Regions from separate parts of the Homo sapiens genome. Here region 1 is linked to region 2. Evidence: chromatin loops called from intact Hi-C (ENCODE). Cell type or tissue: CD4-positive, alpha-beta T cell. All regions are shown on one strand. Each heading gives the region's core, and the rest is flanking DNA. Links, peaks and the distances in the headings are about the cores only. Region 1 overlaps P2RX3 (purinergic receptor P2X 3). Region 2 has its middle 6.2 kb from the start of SLC43A3.

Region 1 (9,082 bases), core at 494-8,493, 77 kb after region 2:
AAAAAAAAAAAAAGTGACCCTCAAGCTGGGGCTTGAAGGATGGAGAGTTAAAAGGGCAAGAAGGCCAGAGGCAGGGGCCGCTTTCCTGGCTGAGGGATCTGCAGGCCCTCTCACGGGAAAGAACGTGGTGTTTCTGAAGCAGCTGGAAGAGGGTTGGTGGGCTGGTGGGTAGAGGCAGATGGAAGTGGCAGCAGCTGGGTCCACACATCCCAGCTGGCAGCCAATTGTGTGCATCTCTTCCCAATTCCATGTTTAGTGACTTCACCTTGGTAGCTTGAAATTGACCATCCTGGAGTATTTACCTCACAGAAATCCAGCCAATGCTACAAACCAGGGGCATGAGCTGGGGTTGGGACATCCCCCAGGGCTGCCTTTTCTCTCTCCATTAGGATTCAGGCCTCTACTACAGTATCTGCCACACCAGACTATAGCTAATAATTTGGACTACGGACTATGAGCCATATCTCGCTGTTTCTTTTTCTTTCTTTTTTTCTTTTTTTTTTTGAGACAGAGTCTCGCTCTGTCACCAGGCTGGAGTACACAGTGGAGCGATCTCGGCTCACTGCATCCTCTGCCTGCTGGGTTCAAGTGCATCTCCTGCCTCAGCCTCCCAAGTAGCTGGGATTACAGGTGTGCACCACCATGCCCAGCTAATTTTTTGTATTTTTTTTAGTAGAGACAGGGGTTCACCATGTTGGCCAGGATGGTCTCCATCCTGACCTTGTGAACCGCTCACCTCGACCTCCCAAAGTGCTGGAATTACAGGAATGAGCCACCGCGCCTGGCCTCATATCTCACTGTTTCTGTTTGCCCAAAGGCCTAATGCTCACAGTAGGGGGTTGAGTAAATGCTTGCTAGAAGAATAAATAATTTCTGAGATTCTTGACATCTCAAAGATTGAGTTTAGGTAGGTTGTCCTCAGGGCTCCCTCCTGCTGCCACTGGTTTCTCCAAATGCTCCTGATTCTGCAGGTGGAGCTAGTATAAGGTAGTAACAACAGGCTGCTTCTCTCCCCAGCAGAACACAGTTAGATTTGGCAGCTAGCTAGGTGGGAAAGTGGGTGCCACTTGTGGGAGCCAGCCTCTCGATAGGGGCAATGCGGGAAAGAGTAGGAAAATATATGTGGGACAGTTACTCCTGCTAAGCACTAGGCTAGAGGCTTCCACACCTGTTGTTTCATTTAGGCCTCACAACAGCTGAATGAGTTAGCTGGCGGCTTACGCACTTTGAAATGAGATAGTCCTGGGCCTGAATCCCGGCTGTGCCACCTAGTTTATATGACCTTGGGTGAATTACCTCTCTGAGTCTGTTTTTCCATCTGTAAAATGGAGATGAGAGCAGTAGCTCTAGGGTTGCCTAGAGGATTAAATGACTATGGAATGTGAAGGCTGAACATAGTACCTAGCACACAGCTTTCTCTTAATATTGGGTACTGGTCATCAGGCAACATGCCTGATTTTACAGGTTGGGGAAAGGCACAGACATGCTCCATAGGCTACTCTGCCTGCAAGGGGCACAGCTGGGATCTGAAATCTGGCTGCTTGACTCCAAAGCCCTTGCCTACCCCTACTGCCTCCCTAAGAGAGGAGCCAAAAGGAGTTCCTTGCAGCCTCAGTGGGCAGGGAGCTTGCTAAGCTGGTGTCTGTGAAAACACCTCAGCTGTGGAGAAAGCACAGCATGGCTGTGACTGCAATGATGCCATAGGCATCAGAGGAAAGAACAGAGCCCGAACAGCTGCCAGCGCTGAGCTGGAAAAGGGGAAAGCAGCCCAGAGGCACAGGCAGGGCCAGAGTTTTCAGGGTCGGGGGCTCCTCTGACAGGCGTGGCTGGAAGGGCCACTGGAGCCCAGACACTTGAAGGGCAGCGGGGATGGTTACCTGGTGGGCCAGAGACTCTGCACTTGCCCCAGGAGCCAGTCTCTGGTCTGGGCAGCCCTGCAGGTGGACCTCTGCAGCCCACATTCCCTGGCTTCCTCCCCCCTGGTTTCTGGGGAATTTGGTCAATGGGCGGCACTGGCAGGGGACCCGAGGGTGGGAAGGAGGGGATGGGGTATGTATCTGCTCGCTGCTTCCCTGCTCTGCCTTGATTTTGCCTGTGGCTGTGTCACTTTGACTGCTGCTCCTGTCAGGCACCCCAGCTCAAAACCAGGCTCCCATTCCTCCCGCGGGGGCGGCAGGTCTACAGTGGTGACGGCTTCCCACTTTGTTCATCCCTGTGTGCCTCGACTCCCATGCTGGTTCCTGTTGTGTAAATTTCTTCACAAACCCCAGCTGAATGTGCTTTGCCTCCGGGGCCTTCACTGAGACACCCCTAGCTGTGACCAGACAGGACACCTCTAACACAGGACTCAATCGAATGATTCTGAGGCCTAATAGTGCTGGGATGTTGTGCGTGTGAGTGCGTGTGTGTGTGAGTGTGCGTGCGCTCCCTTGTGGCATTACCAGCAAGAGATAAAGAATGAGTAAGTACAAACGTCAATTACCATAATAAATCATTTGTCAGATGCGCTTCTGCAGGGCAGGGCTGGAGCTCCATTCCAACGTGATTGTGATAGGTCTATAAATAATAGTGCATGCTTCAGCAGCCCAAATTTCCACAGCCCTTCCTCAGACACCCACACATGTTGATTCAGACTTTTAGGGCTTGAAGGAGCCTAAAAGATCATCATCTTTAACCAGCCCATTTTACAGAGGAGGAAACTGAGGCCCACAGAGGCAATGAGACGTGCTTAACATCACATCCAGGATTAACAGCAAGGCCTGAACTGTAGCCCACATCCTTCTGCTTTACTTCTGCTTCATCCTGACCATCCTTGGCTTGCCCCAGCATAACATATATATATTTCTTTTGTATAAGCATTTTTCGTTATTTGGATTCAAATTTATCATCACTATATTAAAACTTGCTTGATTCTAGGAACTGGTCTTGTTCATCTCTGTATTCGCCACAAAGCCCAGCATGTGATATAATCTGGAAGTTGAAAGAGACCTTCAAAGTTCTCCCTACATTATCTACAAAGGGTTTCCCTGCCGATGCCTGAATACATTCAGTGCAAGGAAACTCACTACCTGTAGGAGCAGCCCAAATTTAGCTTTGGATAGCTCTAACTGTTAGAAGTACTTCCCCATGCTGAGCTGACATTTGCAGTAGTCAGCAGTCAATAAACGTTTGCTGAATGGAGAAGGGTTTTTTTATCACGATGTACAAATCCCTTGGAAGCTCTCAGACATCTGTTTAGAAATGATCCATCCTCTCATCGAGTGGTGGAAATTCCTTCTTAAAGCAGGGACACGTAACTGTTACAGCAGCAGGAAAAACAGCAACAAACTTGCCGGAGCCGGGTTTGACTTGCAAGGGAAAACTTGGGCCTGGAATTTGGGTTTCTAAGTGAAAGTGGTGGTGTTCTCAGCAAAGCTTTGCCTGGTGGGAAGTAATTTTGCCAGCTGAAATACACTTTTACAGTTGATTTTATACTGATAGGAAAATATCTCCTGGCAGACTCTTTGCTTCAGGGTGGGGCAACATCCTTAGAACAGGCTGGAACTCTTCTCCTTAGAGAAGGGCCCAAAGCCATACTTATTTATTCATATTCCAGGCACCAAATCAACCTCAAAGGCAGGCATTAAAAAAAACGCTTCTTGTTGATCTTTAAAAATGCATTACTATTAATTTATCTTTAATTAATAAGGTAGGGAAAGATCAATGGACCTGGAGCCAGAAGATGTACCTGAGAGCCAGTTTACTCGCTCTCTGCTCCTGAGAGGGATCTTTTTGGCCTCAGTTTCCTCATCTGTAGAATGGGCGTTACCATACTGGTCCTACTTGTGGTTGCAAGCACAGGTTCTGGAGCCAGACTGCTAGGGTTTGAATTCTGGCTCCAGCAGTAGGAGCTGTGTGGCCTTGGACAGGTAGATGAAACCCCTGAGCTCAGGTATCCAGTTCTAAAATGTTCTCTTGAGTTGTTATATCTTTTTTTATTTTTTTGACAGTCTCACTCTGTCACCCAGGCTGGAGTGCAGTGGTGAGATCTCAGCTCACTACAACCTCCGTCTCTGGGTTCAAGCAATTCTCCTGCCTCAGCCTCCTGAGTAACTGGGATTACAGGTGCGTGCCACCACGCCTGGCTGATTTTTAAAAAAATTTTTAATAGAGACAGGGTTTCATTATGTTGGCCAGGACAGTCTTGAACTCCTGAACTCGTGATCTGCCCGCCTTGGCCTCCCAAAGTGCTGGGATTATTACAGGTGTGAGCCACCACACCTGGCTCTAAAATGTTCTCTCTTCAGGGTCAACAAGATAATCACACAGAGAACCTGCTAATTCTCTGGCTCACTGGTAAGTGTTCAATGAGTGTTAGCTAATATTTTCTATGAATAATACTGGTTGCTGTGAGAATAGGGTAGACATGAACATGATAAAGGGCTATCTAAATCCAAGATCACTCTAATTGCATCACTTCCACTGAAACCTAAAAATGATGAAGAAAATGGATTATGGAGAATTCAAGCAAGTACACTTCCCATGGAAGAGGGCCTTCAAGTGTTTCTGTGGAAATGACGGTGCTGGCTGCTTTTAACGCATATTCTATGGCTTTTGGAAAGAGAAAAATCCAGATTGTAGAGAGAATGATCAAAGCCAAGGGTGCACTTCGATTCTGTCTCTGTCAATTGGCCTAAGATCTTGCTGATCCACACGTTTCTGCCTGGAAGCAGGACAGGCGCCAAATCTCCGAGCTTCATGAAAGCTGCTGTGGGTACATTTCCAACATAAAACGATCACTAGAAACACCTACCGCACCAGGAACATCTAGCAGCTGAACAAATGTTTTTTTGTCCCAGACACCAAAAGAGGAAATCCAAAACTGCGTTGCCTTTTAGTAGCAAAGCTGTCTTAGGAACTCTCAGAGGAGAAACAAGAAATCAGGCATTTTGAAATGCAGTTTCGATTCTCTCCCGTCAATCACACCAGCCATCACTACCAGGTATATCTCTTAGAGCTATTTTTTTTTCCCCTTTTTTGCAGGCCATGTGATGGCGCAAGGCATGCTGGAAGCAATGGATATAGATCAAATCCCTGGGTTTGAGTCCTGATGTGCCTCTTAATTAGGCTGTATAATCTCAGGCAAGTTTTGAAATCTTTCTGAGCCTACCTTGGGGGTGGGGGAAGATGGTGAGCTGTGATCTGTCAAAAATAGGTGTGAAAGGGCTTTGCAAACTTAACTCTAGGGCTCTTAATCTGAGGTGCAGGGATAGGCTTTCATTTATTATTTATTTTTTAGAATTTTTAATCTTATTTTTGTAGAGAAGGAGTCTTGCTATTGCTGCCCAGGCTGGTCTCAAACTCCTGGCTTCAAGGGATCCTCCCGCCTCAGCCTCCCAAAGTGCTGGGATTACAGGCAGGAGCTTCCACACCTGGCTACGGGATAGGCTTTTAGAGGGCCTCAAAGTCTTGGAATTTTATGCTGCATAAATATAAATGCATAGAATAAGAACTGGAAAGAAACTCATTAAACCGTCCCAGATGTTAATTCCCTGCAAAGGGTGCAGGCCTGGGGGAATGAAGGGGACTTCCCATGTCATTACTTTGTATATATCAGTATTGGTTGGATTTATTACTCTGAGAATGTATTTGTATCTTATTTGTAGAAATGAAATAACCTGGCTAGGCGTGGTAGCTCACGCGTATAATCCCAGCACTTTGGGAGACCAAGGTGGGTGGATTACTTGAAGTTAGGAGTTCGAGACCAGCCTGGCCAACATGTTGAAATCCCGTCTCTACTAAAAATACAAAAATTAGCTGGGCGTGGTGGCGGGCACCTGTAATCCCAGCTACTGGGGAGGCTGAGGCAGGGGAATTGCATCAACCCGGGAGGTAGAGGTTGCAGTGAGCCGAGACTACTGCACTACTGCATTCCAGCCTGGGCAACAGAGCAAAACTCTGTCTCAAAAAAAAAAAAAAAAAAAAAGAAATAAAATATCCTTTAAGAAGAGAACTTGCCTGTGAATTTTCTCATGTCTATGAATACATGCATCTTCCTTGGACAATGGTCCCCATTTTCATCGGGGGCATAAAGCAGTTAGAGACCTCTGAAAGTTAAGGAAGGGCTGTAATTTCACAGATGAAAGTTGTCAGGACTTGTCCTGGACATCTCTGCAGGTGCCCCTCAGGTCCGTGCTCCTCCCTTCCTCGCCCTGCCCTGGGCTGCCTCAGTGGGCCACTTTGCCTCAGCTCTGGCTTCTGGTGGGGCTCTCCTGAGTCACAGCCACATGTCAGGCTGTCCTCTGCTCACAGCTCTGTCCGTCTCCATGTTCCTGTCACTGCTTCCTCTCCTCGCCTCTTCAGACCTGGGTGGTAACCAGTGTCCTGTTTCTGGCCCTGGCACTGCACTATCTGTGTGGTTTCCGTACACCCTGCCCACACCTTTGAAACAGTCCCTTTATTAAACTCTCCTCAGATTACCCAGTTAGAATGTGCCATCTGTTTCCTGCGGGGACCCTGACGGATACAGTATTTTTAATCTGTCATTGCACCATCAATGCCTATACACTCACGCACACACACACACACTGACACACTCACTCTCAGCCTCACACATTCACCCACTAACAAATACACCCACTCTCACGAACTCGCATGTGCACACACACTCACACACACACACAACATCACCTGTTCCCAGGACTTTGGGAAATATAGTACTCTTGTTAAAATCCTGCTCCTGTGAATTGAGGGTCTACCTGGGCCTCAGAAACCTTGCCAACAGAGAAGAGAGCCTCCTGAAGAACTGCAGGGCTCTGCTGAGGGCGCCTTTCACTTGTGCAGCACTGAACTGGTGACTCTCAACAGTTCTTATTTTTAGAAATTGCTGCATTTTGTCTGCTAGAAATCCAGATGACCCCACCAACTGCAATCTCAGTGTGCTTAGAAAGAGGCTTCATAAAAATACTAAGTTAAAGCGGCCCACGGAGTCTTTAGCCACGCAGAACAGACCAAGGAGTAAAAATAAAATGTCTCCACTAAATTTCAGGTAGGGGAAGAACAGAATCTTTAGGGGATCACAAAAATAAAGATTAACTTGCATGGACAGCACCAAGTACACTGGAGAGGATTTAAAGGGAGGCACATTTTGGCTCAATTTGAGGTCACCTTTCCAATGAATGGAGCAGGCCACTTTGCTTGCCACGGAGATCAGATATCCCCCAGTGTCAGGGTGATTACATGGGCCTGTAATCTCTTACATGGGTCCGTAAACTCCTTTAAATCACAAGGGTCACATTAGGAGTTGAGATCCAATGACCTTTGAGGCTACTCTAAGATGCCCCCTTTGGAACTTCCGCTTCCTCATCTGTAAAGTGACCGCCTTACTCTGGGTGACTGCAAGGGGAACTTCAACAGCTATAAATTCTCAAAATCTCTGATTCTGCAGGCAAAGAGCTACAAAAAATAGGGGCGGGGGGGGGGGAGTGACATTTGGAAGGGAGCTGCGAATGTAATTAGTGATGGAAATGTGAATCTCTAGCTGCCTCTGGATGTCTTAGTTAGCAGATTCAAACACGGCCGAATCTTGGCTGAATAATTCCATTCCCTCCAGAGCAAATGGCAACAGTAGGGGTGTTGAAAAATCTGCCTCTGTTGGAGGGAGCAGCAAATGAATTGTTTGGGAGACAAAAGGCCGGGCTATGAATTGTGCTGCCAGCATCTGCTAGTCTTGAAATCTCCTTGGAACTTAGATTCTTTGTTTTTAAGCTGGGATGAAAGTGTCAACCACATAGGCATGCTTTTTTTTCTGAGGATTAACAAGTACAAATGTCCCTAGTCTTCCTGGCTGGGGTGGAGATCATCCAAAGAAATATGTTTTGAATCCAGGCTCCCCCTCTTGCTTGCTTTGTGACTTTGAGAATGTTATTTAACAGTGAGACTCCATCTTCTCCTTTATAAAGTTGGGGGGGATATTGTAGCATCTACTTCGTAGGGCATGCAAGGAATGCTGAGCTGAAGCACACAAAACGTTTTGCACACAGGGTGACTAGTATGGTTTCTACTGATAAGTAGCTTGGTGAGATTCTAAAAAACAGCGTACATCTTACCATATCATAGAAAGTGCACTGTGACCCGCACTGAACCTGGCTTTGTGACCCTTTCTCTCTTATTCAAGCATTCAGAAAGACAGCTTTGCAGCCTCCCACACGTGGGCTCTTAGCTTAGCCTTGGGTGCCAGTAGTTTGAGGTTGCATGAGGGTGGTGGGTGGGCACCCAGGTGAAGGGATGGGAAGGGGCTTGGGCAGAGCCCTCTGCTTGCCACTGATATCAGATGTCCCCCAATGTCAGGGCTATTACTTGGGCCCTCTGGAAACTTTTAAATCACAAGGGTCAAACTAAGCAGCTTTGCCTCCTTCTTCTCTGGCCTGGGGGACTTTGTTGGGGGAGTCAATTATCTGAGATCCTAAGAGGGGGTGGTTTCTCTTAGGCCTCTGGGAATTATGCAGGCAGGGTCTTTGGGGATATTCCGTCCTGCCTCCCCAAATACCCTCCAAGCTTATTTAGGACCAGGTCTATCCCGCATCCTTCTGTGCTCAGGTGGGGAGGGAGGGAAGGCAGCCACAGTGCAATAAATTGGAGATAAAGAACTCCAGACCAATTCTTATTTAGATGAGAGATGCTGTTCTAAAACTGTACGATATCAGTAGTTGGGGGTCTTTATAATATTCACATTCTTCATAAGCTTTTCTGCCAAATGAGTTATTTGGAGGATTAAAGAATTCCCAATGGCCAAAGGGAAGTTATGAAGATGAAAACTTGCATTTTAGATCATGAGAATTTTATTAATATGTTACTATTTTAAGCCACCATACAAATATCCTTTGTATTGATCTCAGTGTGATATACCAACTGAATAAATATGCCAATTTCTGCCAGTGAGCCGCACAGTATTTTTAACCTACTTTAAAATATGTGTTGTTTCCTATGGTTTTTTTAAAGTTTGGAGTTGATGATGAAAGTACTTCAATTTTTAAAGATTCTTCTTTCCAGAGAATATACATGTATATTTTAAACTATTAAATATAAAGCTTAATGGGGTGGG
Region 2 (9,082 bases), core at 348-8,347:
AGGCTCCGGGAGGGGTATAGGGAGGAGCCAGCAGGGTCTTGAGTTCATATTAGTGCCCTTTCCTCCATAGGCACATCTGTGTTTTCTTTTATTTTATTTTGAATTTAATTTTTTTTTTTTTTGGCAGAGTCTTGCTCTGTCGCCCAGGCTGGAGTGCAGTGGCGCGGTCTCAGTTCACTGCAATCTCCGCCTCCTGGGTTCAAGTGATTCTCCTGCCTCAGCCTCCCGAGTAGCTGGGATTACAGGTGTACACCACCACACCCAGCTGATTTTTGCAATTTTAGTAGAGACAGGGTTTCACAGTGTTGGCCAGGCTTGTCTTGAAATCCTGACCTCAAGTGATCTGCTAGCCTCGGCCTCCCAAAGTGCTGGTATTATAGGTGTGAGCCACTGCGCTCGGCCACATCTGTGTTTTAAATGAGAGGAAAGGGGATAATGTGCATTTTGTGGAAGCTTGGGCCGTTTGTGTCTAGGACTCTTATGATCTTCATAAGTTTTCCCCCAGGGAGGACACTGTTCCACTTAGGGAGTCAGGACCCCCAGTCCTTACAAGATTCAGCCTCTCAAAATGGAGACAGCAGTTCCAGGCCTGGGCTGGGTTCTGTTCACACTAGGAGAGGGCAAGTGAGTGGTGTTTGGGATGTGGGGAAGTATTATGAAAACAGAGATGCTCCAATTCCTAGTGATAGGAAACCATTAAGCTACTTGGCATCTTAAAACCAAGAGCGGTTCAAGTTCTGAGATTGTTAACACACCTTACAACACCGCCGCCGTTATTAGGAAGAAGCTCTGTTTGATGACGTCCCACACTGTGGGTACCTTTATGAACAGGAATTTGCTTTTTCAAATCCCAGAGAAGTAAGATTAAAGTTGGCTGTTCTCCATCCTTGAAAAATTTGGTTTTAGGGTGAATTCAAGAATGACTGACCATACAGAATGGGGAGCAAACTTGGGAAGAAAGAAGGCACAGTTCAGAGCTCTCCCAATAGTCACCCCTGAACTGCACCCGGACCATCAGTTATCTCTGTGGGTAGAGCTCAGGAATCTAAAATCCATTTTAAAATTAAAGTATATCGGGGCTGGGCGCGGTGGCTCATGCCTGTAATCCCAGCACTTTGGGAGGCCGAGGTGGGAGGATCACGAGGTCAGGAGTTTGAGACCAGCCTGGCCACATGGTGAAACCCCGTCTCTACTAACAATACAAAAATTAGCCAGGCATGGTGGCAGACACCTGTAGTCCCAGCTATTCGGAAGGCTGAGTCAGAAGAATTGCTTGAACCTGGGAGGCAGAGGTTGCAGTAAGCCAAGATTGTGCCACTGCACTCCAGCCTGGGCAACAGAGGGAGACTCTGTCTCAAAAAAAAAAAAAAAAAAATTAAAGTATGTCATACATACTGTTACAGGCACAGACCTTAAGCGTACAGCCCAGTGAAATTTTACACATCTATACAGCTATATAACTACCACCTATATCAAGACACATTCCAGGAACTCAGACTCCATCATACCCCTCCTCAGCAGAGGTAACAGACCCACACCTCTCCTGCTCCGGTGGTAATTAACCACTATTCTAACTTTTCTATCAATTAGTTTTGCCCATTCTTGAGCTTCACACAGATATACATTGTCAGGCATGATGACTCATGCCTGTAATCTCAGCACTTTGGGAGGCCGAGACGGGAGTATCACTTGAGCCCAGGAGTTGGAGACTACTCTGGACAACATAGTGAGACCCCCGACTCTACAAAAAAAATAAATTAGCTGGTCATGGTGGTGCGTGCCTGTAGTCTTAGCTATTTGAGACGCTGAGAGAGGAGAATCTCTTGAGCCTGGGAGGTTGAGGCTGAAGTGAGCCGTGATTGCACCACTGCACTGCAGCCTAGGTGACAGAGTGAGATTCTGCCTCAAAAAAGAAAAAATATGGCCGGGCGCGGTGGCTCAAGCCTGTAATCCCAGCACTTTGGGAGGCCAAGGCGGGCGGATCACGAGGTCAGGAGATGGAGACCATCCTGGCTAACACGGTGAAACCCTGTCTCTACTAAAAATACAAAAAAAGAAAGAAAAAAAAATTAGCCAGGCATGGTGGCGGGCTCTTGTAGTCCCAGTTACTTGGGAGGCTGAGGCAAGAGAATGGTGTGAACCCGGGAGGCAGAGCTTGCAGTGAGCCGAGATCGCACCATTGCACTCCAGCCTGGGCGACAGAGTAAGACTCTGTCTCAAAAAAAAAAAGGAAAAAGAAAAAATATATATACATTGTGTACTTTTTGGCATCTGGTTTATTTTGCTCAATATCACATCTGCGAAATTAATCTACACTGTGTGTATGAAAGGTTGGTTCTTTTTGTTGTGATGCAGTATTCCGTCGTGTGACTACGGGACAATTTGCTTATCCGTATTCCTATCGGTGGGCATTTGGGCTGTTACCAGGTTCTGGCTGTTATGAATAAAGTTGCTATGGATATTCTTGTACACTACTTCTGGTGAGCGTATGCACTCATTTCGCTTATGTAAATATCTTGGGTGGAATTACCTGATCATAAGGTAGGTGTGTTGGCTTTGTAATGTGCTGACTTGGTTATGTTGAATTCCCTTTTTTGTGTATTTCTGGTTAGAGCGGAACATGAGGGTGTCTCTTCAGGGAATCTGGAGGGTGGAAGGGAAGCAGGAGTCGGTTTCTGGCTCACACATGTTGTGACTGAACTGCTGGTACACCTGGTTGGCATGGAGCTGGCTTCTCCTTTGGCGTTGCCTACTGTTGGGGCAGGTGTGTATGTGGTTAGCTCCATGCAATGAACCCGGGCTTCTGCAAAATACATTAACAACGACAGAGACAACAAAAGCTGATGTGGATTTAAAGGCTTCAGTTCATCCTCATGGGGTTCCAGTTCATACTTATGGGGCTCAGTTTGCTCTGTCTTGCCCACTTTATATCCATCTTCCTTTCCCAGTTGCCTGACCTGTGGAATTCAACTGCAACATGACATGCAAAGATAATAGCCTTACAAGATTGCTTAACTACCTCCTACAATTGAGTAAGGCCAAATCCCTGTAGCAATCCACAGAGAGAGTGGTTCCACATCCCTGGTTGAACTTGGCTGATTCATTAAGTGTTTGTTTAACTTATTTCGAAACTGCCAGACACTTTTCCAAAGTGGTTCTTACTGCTTACTCCCTCCAGTTGTTCTGCGTCCAAGCTCCACCTTGATATTTTCATTCTTTTAAATTTTACCCATTCCGGTGGGTGGATATACCTGATTTTTAAACAAGCTCTCCTTCAGCTTGTTATGAAAGCGAATGGGTAAGAAACTAGTCTGTGGAAAGACTTTAGTGCTTAAAGGATGCCAGTTTGATTTTCAATGATATCTTCACCACTTACTGGCTGTATGATCTTAGTTGACTTTTTATCTCTCTAGGCTTCAGTTTTTTCATCTATGAAATGAATTATTAATCATCGCTAACAAGTATTGACTGCTTACCAGATGGCAGACACTGTTCTGAGCACTTTATGTGTATTCCCTCATTGAATCCTCTTGACAGATGTTGAGGTGGGTGCTATTATTATCCCCAATTCAGAGAAGGGGAAACTGACTTAGGTAATCTGCCCGAGGTTGCAGAGCTTATAAGTAACAGAGCCAGGATTCAAACCCAGACGGTCTGGCTTCCAAGTCCATGTTTTTACCATCTCTGTCCCTCCATTATAAGGAAGCATGAGGATACAGTGACAACACAGAAGTGAATTCTCTGCAAAGGGCAACACAACTAGTATGTATTGATTATTCCTCTTCAGTGGGTCTCAATGGGAAATTGCCTTTCAGTTCTATTAAATACGCAGAAATTAATCTAAGCAAACAAGGAAACAAAAAGCCTTCCACAATCATGATAAATGCAGCCAGAAAGGTAAGATCTTCATAGGATCCAGAAAAATCCAGCACTGTCCAAAGGAGAGGACACCCAGATGGCTCCCTGCCTTGGATATTCTGATCCTTGGCAGGATGGAGGCTTTATAGAGGTATGTCAAGCTTCACCTATGTGTCAATCCATCAACTCCCTTCCCTCTGACTTTGTACTCAACAAAGAACCTTCTGGTATTGATTTCCTTTCCCAAAAGCCTGTCCTTCCTGAAAGAGATTGTGCTGACCAGTCAGCCTTAGGATTCCCATCTGCTGGGTGGTTTCATTTCTCAGTGTTAATTAATAAATTGCATTTCAGGTTTATCAATCAGTCTCTTATGAGTTTGTTTAGTGTGGGTCATTTCCCCTATACTTAATCACAACAACTAAGCTCCCAGGGAGGGGTAGGGGAGGGAACACCATTGGAGTAGTATAACAGAGATGTCCAAAGAATGGTATGAAAAGATATACTATCAGGCTGAAGAGGACACAGAGAGGACTTCTGTATGGGGAAGGGAACATCAAGACAGGATTCCTGGAGGCAGATCACATTGGCACAGGAAAAGAGGTACTTCAGCATAATGGTGAAAACATGGGCTCTGGATACTGGGAAGTCTATCTCTTCCCATTTACTGGCTGAGTGACTTGGCCAAGTTACTTCATCTCTTGAGGCCTCAGTTTCTTCATCTTTAAAGTTGGCATAATGATAGTACCTCCGCCTCCTTATGGGGTGGCTGTGGGCATCAAATAATAATATATATTACATATAGCTCTTAGCCCAATGCCTGTCCCAAAAGCAGCACTCAGTAAATGACTGTCATTACTGTTGTCATTATTAATACCCAAAAGGGTGCTTTCATTGAGAATTCTAGAAAGGCACACATTTGAGGCCTGCTGCCTCCCTGATGCCCCTGAGGCAATTTTGTCTTAAAAGGAATAAGGATTGAGTCTGTGTTTGCTTTAAGACCTGGAGGGCAGAATGCTTTTTGCAGATAGGGCTCTTTCCTTGAGAGTGGTCACAGCCCATCTTGCGGTTTTGCAGCCCACGAGGAGAGCTGCATGTACAATCTATAAGAACCCATCAGCCCCGGGAACTTCCGTGGTTTCTGAGTCACTCTCAGGCCACTTCAGCTTCCAAGCAGAGGCTCCCAGGGCGGACTCACCATATAGGCCTTTTCTGCCCTCTCCCGTGCAGCATCTGGAGGAACATTGCAGCACCCCACGACAGATCCCTGCTTAATGTCAGCCTCTGTACAGAGTCCCAGCATTTCAGCAAGTCAGGGCTAAGAGAGGTTCAGCACTCGCTTCACAGAGGTAGGAATGGAGGCCCCAAGAGAGAAAGGTGCCCGGGGCAGCCCACCCAGGGGGCTCCAGAGCCAGGACTGGACCCTGGGTCTCCCACTTCCTTGTCCAGTGCTCTGTCTACAGTCCGCAGTGGAGCCTTCCCTAATTTCACCACAGACTTGCTTCTGGTCTAATGCCATGCCTTGAGTATCATCTGGGGTTCCCATCCTACATGTGCTCTCCTGGCAAGTGGAGGTTCCCCTCCACCCCAGCTTCTCCTTCTCCCTCCAGCTAATCCCTACCCACTTCCCCATCCTCCAGCACCATGGAAACTGTTCCAGTCTCTTCCGGCTTCCCTTTGCCTTTTTCCACAACAAAAGTCCAGTGTTCAATCGGCCCCAGCAGTTTCCTGCTCTTTTCATCTTTGGGGTGTTGGGCAAAGCTCTCAATGTGAAAAACCCCGTTGTTTTCACTCAGGAGTCGTCTCCTTCTCCTGGATCCATTTCCTCTTTTCATGATCATGCGTGTGGGTGGGTGTGGTGTCTGTGTGAGCAGGGCAGGGAGACACAGAATCACAGAGAGGCAGCACTACTCTCTTGTTTTAATCAAGGGTGCTGTCTGAAAGAATTACCCATCTTCATTCCTATTAGTAATAACTGGTACCCCCATCAACCCGATTCCAGAACTCATGCTCTGTGTAGCTCTTGGGAAGCCTCCCAGGAAGGCTGGGTAGGGCACAGATTAAGAGCATCAGCTGGCTGGGCATGGTGGCTCACGCCTGTAATCCTAGCACTTTGTGGGGCCAAGGCAGGCAGAACACTTGAGCCCAGGAGTTTGAGACCAGTCTGGCCAACATGGCGAAACCCCATCTCTACAAAAAATGCAAAAAAATTAGCTGGGCATGGTGGTGCACGCCTGTAATCCCAGCTACTCGGGAGGCTGAGGCAGGAGAATCACTTGAACCTGGGAAGTGGAGGCTGCAGTGAACTGAGATCACACCATTTCACTCCAGCCTTGGTGACAGAGTGAGATGCTGTCTCAAAAAAAAAAAAAAAAAAAAAAAAAAAAGCATTAGTTTCAGTCAGAGCATCAGGTTTCTATCCCAGTCCTGACACTGCTACCTGGTGATGTTGGGGGAGTTGCTTCGTCCCTCTAGGCCTCAGTTGGCCCAGATAATAGATGCTAATAACAACACCTATCGTGAGATTCAGTGACAGATTAAGCAAAAAGCGCTTCGAATCAGATACATAGTCAGTGCTCAGTGCCCAGCAGGTATTATTGATATTCCTTATTTTTCTTCTCAGGGGTAGGACGTGCCTCCATGTTGACACAGTGTTCCCCAGCCTAGTCCTTAGAGTTGCAGGTTTAGATATTGTCAGTGCACTGAGGCATTCCTTTCTAGCAAAGTCTATCGGGAAGTGCAGTTACCAGTAAACAGTTGCTTGATGAACATAGAAGTGGAGCTGGGGCTTGGGAGGGTGGGTAGCAGTAGCCTCATAAGCCCTGGTGTGGTGGGGCTTGGGGCTCTGCTTTCTCTTAGGCCTGGCCCAGTGCTTCCAGTATCTGGTCTGGTGGGGGAGCTCTGTTTTCTGCATGGTGAAAGGGAGGCTGATCCAGGCTGATCCTCTGCTGCCTCTAGCATCCACTGAAGCTGAGCTGGCTGCTCTGAGGGGCCAGAGTGGCCCCCACCCTCCAGTGCCTCTTTGGGTATCCTTTCAGATTCACCTCTGTTAAAGAGAAAGGTCTCCCCAGAGCAAGGAGGCCTCATATTTACTTGGCTATGTAGTAGTTCCCCACCCTCCTGAGAACTGCTTTGAACACACTAGGAGATACCCTGAAGAGCCAGCTCTAAGACTCCATCCCCTTCCTGTCTACTGTGGCTCATGAACAGACTTCCCACAGCTTACAGGACAATCCAAGCCCCTGCCTTAAGCCCAGACAGTCTTGGGGGGTTGTACTGAGTGCATTTGGGTGTCATCTAGAGATCAGTTCTCTAGGGTGGGACTTCTTAAGCAAGGTAAACTGAGCTCACCCATTACTTAGTGGTTTTCCCCCTAATTTATTTCTTTTTTAGGTTAGGAACACTTTGAAATTCTCCCTAAATGTGACTTTATTTCCTCTTTGTTTTCCAGTAAGTCAATAATATTTGTTAACAACAGTAGCTGCTATTTATTAATAGTGTACTAATTGGGCAGTTTTCATACATTATCTTTAATCCATACAGCTCGATTCCAATTTTATAGATGAGGAGACGGAAGCTCAGAGATACCAGTAATTGGCTCGATAGCAGTGTGCTTGTATTATTTTTGGCACTGCCTCAAGAGGATTAGAATTTTCTCTGCAGGTGAAATGATGTTTGCATTTACCTTTTGCTTTCTGACTTCCAAAACAGGCTGTAGAAACCCCTTTCAAGACCGTAGGTGGAAAACCAAACATTTTAATTTACATGAGCCCATTGTGAAAGGAAAGCTTATGTTTGTTTGTTTATGTGTTTGGCGTATCCGAAATCAAAGCCCTTTATGTGAATGGCTCAGAGTTTATCTACATATACAAATTTAGAAAGTGATGTCAGAGGGTAGGAGAGAATATCTGGACTCTGCCCAGAGAGTGGCAATTGCCCTCGCTGAGGTTGTTCAGAGGAAGTTTGAGGAGAGAGGTCTGTGGACAGGCAGGGACTGCATTGGAAGGTGGTGCTCTTGAGGACTAGAGGATACTAGCCATTGTTTGTGCCAGGGGAATGATGGAGTGCAGCTCACTTATACTGCCCTCTTTGGCAAACCCTCTTTCCCTAACCTAAACATATCCATCTTCCCACTCTGTCCATAAAAACATCCATAGGGTGGATCCTGGATATCCAGACTTGCTGATGATGGGAAGGAAAACCACCTCCAGCATTGGTACTTGGGCAGTAGGATGCAGGAGATCCAGTTCTATGCTCCCTCTTCCCCTCAAAGCAATGTCTCATGGCTGGCATCCCCAGACCCTGGACTGGTCCTTACCAGCCAGTTGACTGGACCTCAGAAGGGTTTTGAGCAGTTAAGTGAAGCCATCCAGTGGGAACCATGGAAATAAACTCTTGCAGGAGAATGGCGATGGCTTGGAAGCAGATGATGCCTCTGTGAGAGATGATGAGTGTCTGCATAGAGCAGTGGCCACGGATAGATAGGAGAGATATTAAGGGGTGAAATCAATAGGACATGATTGATTGATGTGGGCTGAATTCTTAATGCCCTCACTTAGATGGCGACGCTGGCCTCAAATCTTTCCACTTTCTTCACCACCCTGTGCTCTAGCTGGTTCCTAAATGTTATTGTTTTGTTGAGGTTCCGTGCCTTTCAATGTGCTGTGCTAGCATCTGCCTGGAAGACCATTCCCACACTCCAGAAATCTTGGGTTTCTTTGTCTGTCTCTCCCACAAGAGAATGAGCCCCTTGAGAGCAGGCACTGAATCTCTTCTCTACGAATCCCGGCACTTGGCACAGAGCCTGAGGTACCACATGTATTTGTTGAACCAATCAGTCAATTAAAAAAAAAAAGGTGTGAGATGATGAGGAAGGAGGCGAAGAGAAAAGGATGAAGACATCGGGTGCACCGTCAGACCTTATTATAATCACTTCTCTCTCTGATGTTACTCATTAATCCTCATTGGAGCCACGCAGGAGAGTGATCAGAATAGCATCTGCCTTTTCTAGCTGCTGGAATTCGAACCAAAGAACATGGGAATGGTTCAGAGGATATTCTAATTTCCTGTCCCATCAGTTCAGTAAGACTTGTGTTAGTGGAGGCCACGTCTTCTGCAGACATTGATGGGAGATGTGGAGTGGAGGCTCTAAGAGTCAAGAGAGGTAACAAGATAAGGTGGACAGAACCCTGGACGACCTGCCCCGTGTCCCGTGCTTCAGTCCTGG

What was found. A loop is a pair of places that touch in the nucleus more often than their neighbours do. Peaks named below come from ENCODE experiments on the same cell type or tissue, not always from the same donor. Only the 100,000 strongest peaks of a DNase experiment are listed, where the experiment ranks them.
Region 1: a loop joins it to region 2, with 2.3 times the contacts of the local background. A loop is called at or near these places in 13 of 110 quality-filtered maps.

The regions. Positions count from the first base shown.
Region 1 is chr11:57,352,218-57,361,299 of GRCh38, reverse strand. The region is part of intron 8 of P2RX3 (purinergic receptor P2X 3); the gene reads right to left. Among named protein-coding and RNA genes, the nearest start is that of P2RX3, 18 kb to the right of the region's middle. In CD4-positive, alpha-beta T cell, for the core only: no CTCF peak of the experiment used is centred there; no DNase peak of the experiment used is centred there.
Region 2 is chr11:57,428,816-57,437,897 of GRCh38, reverse strand. No RefSeq gene overlaps it. Among named protein-coding and RNA genes, the nearest start is that of SLC43A3, 6.2 kb to the right of the region's middle. In CD4-positive, alpha-beta T cell, for the core only: no CTCF peak of the experiment used is centred there; DNase peaks (open chromatin) are centred at 3,067, 4,997 and 5,687.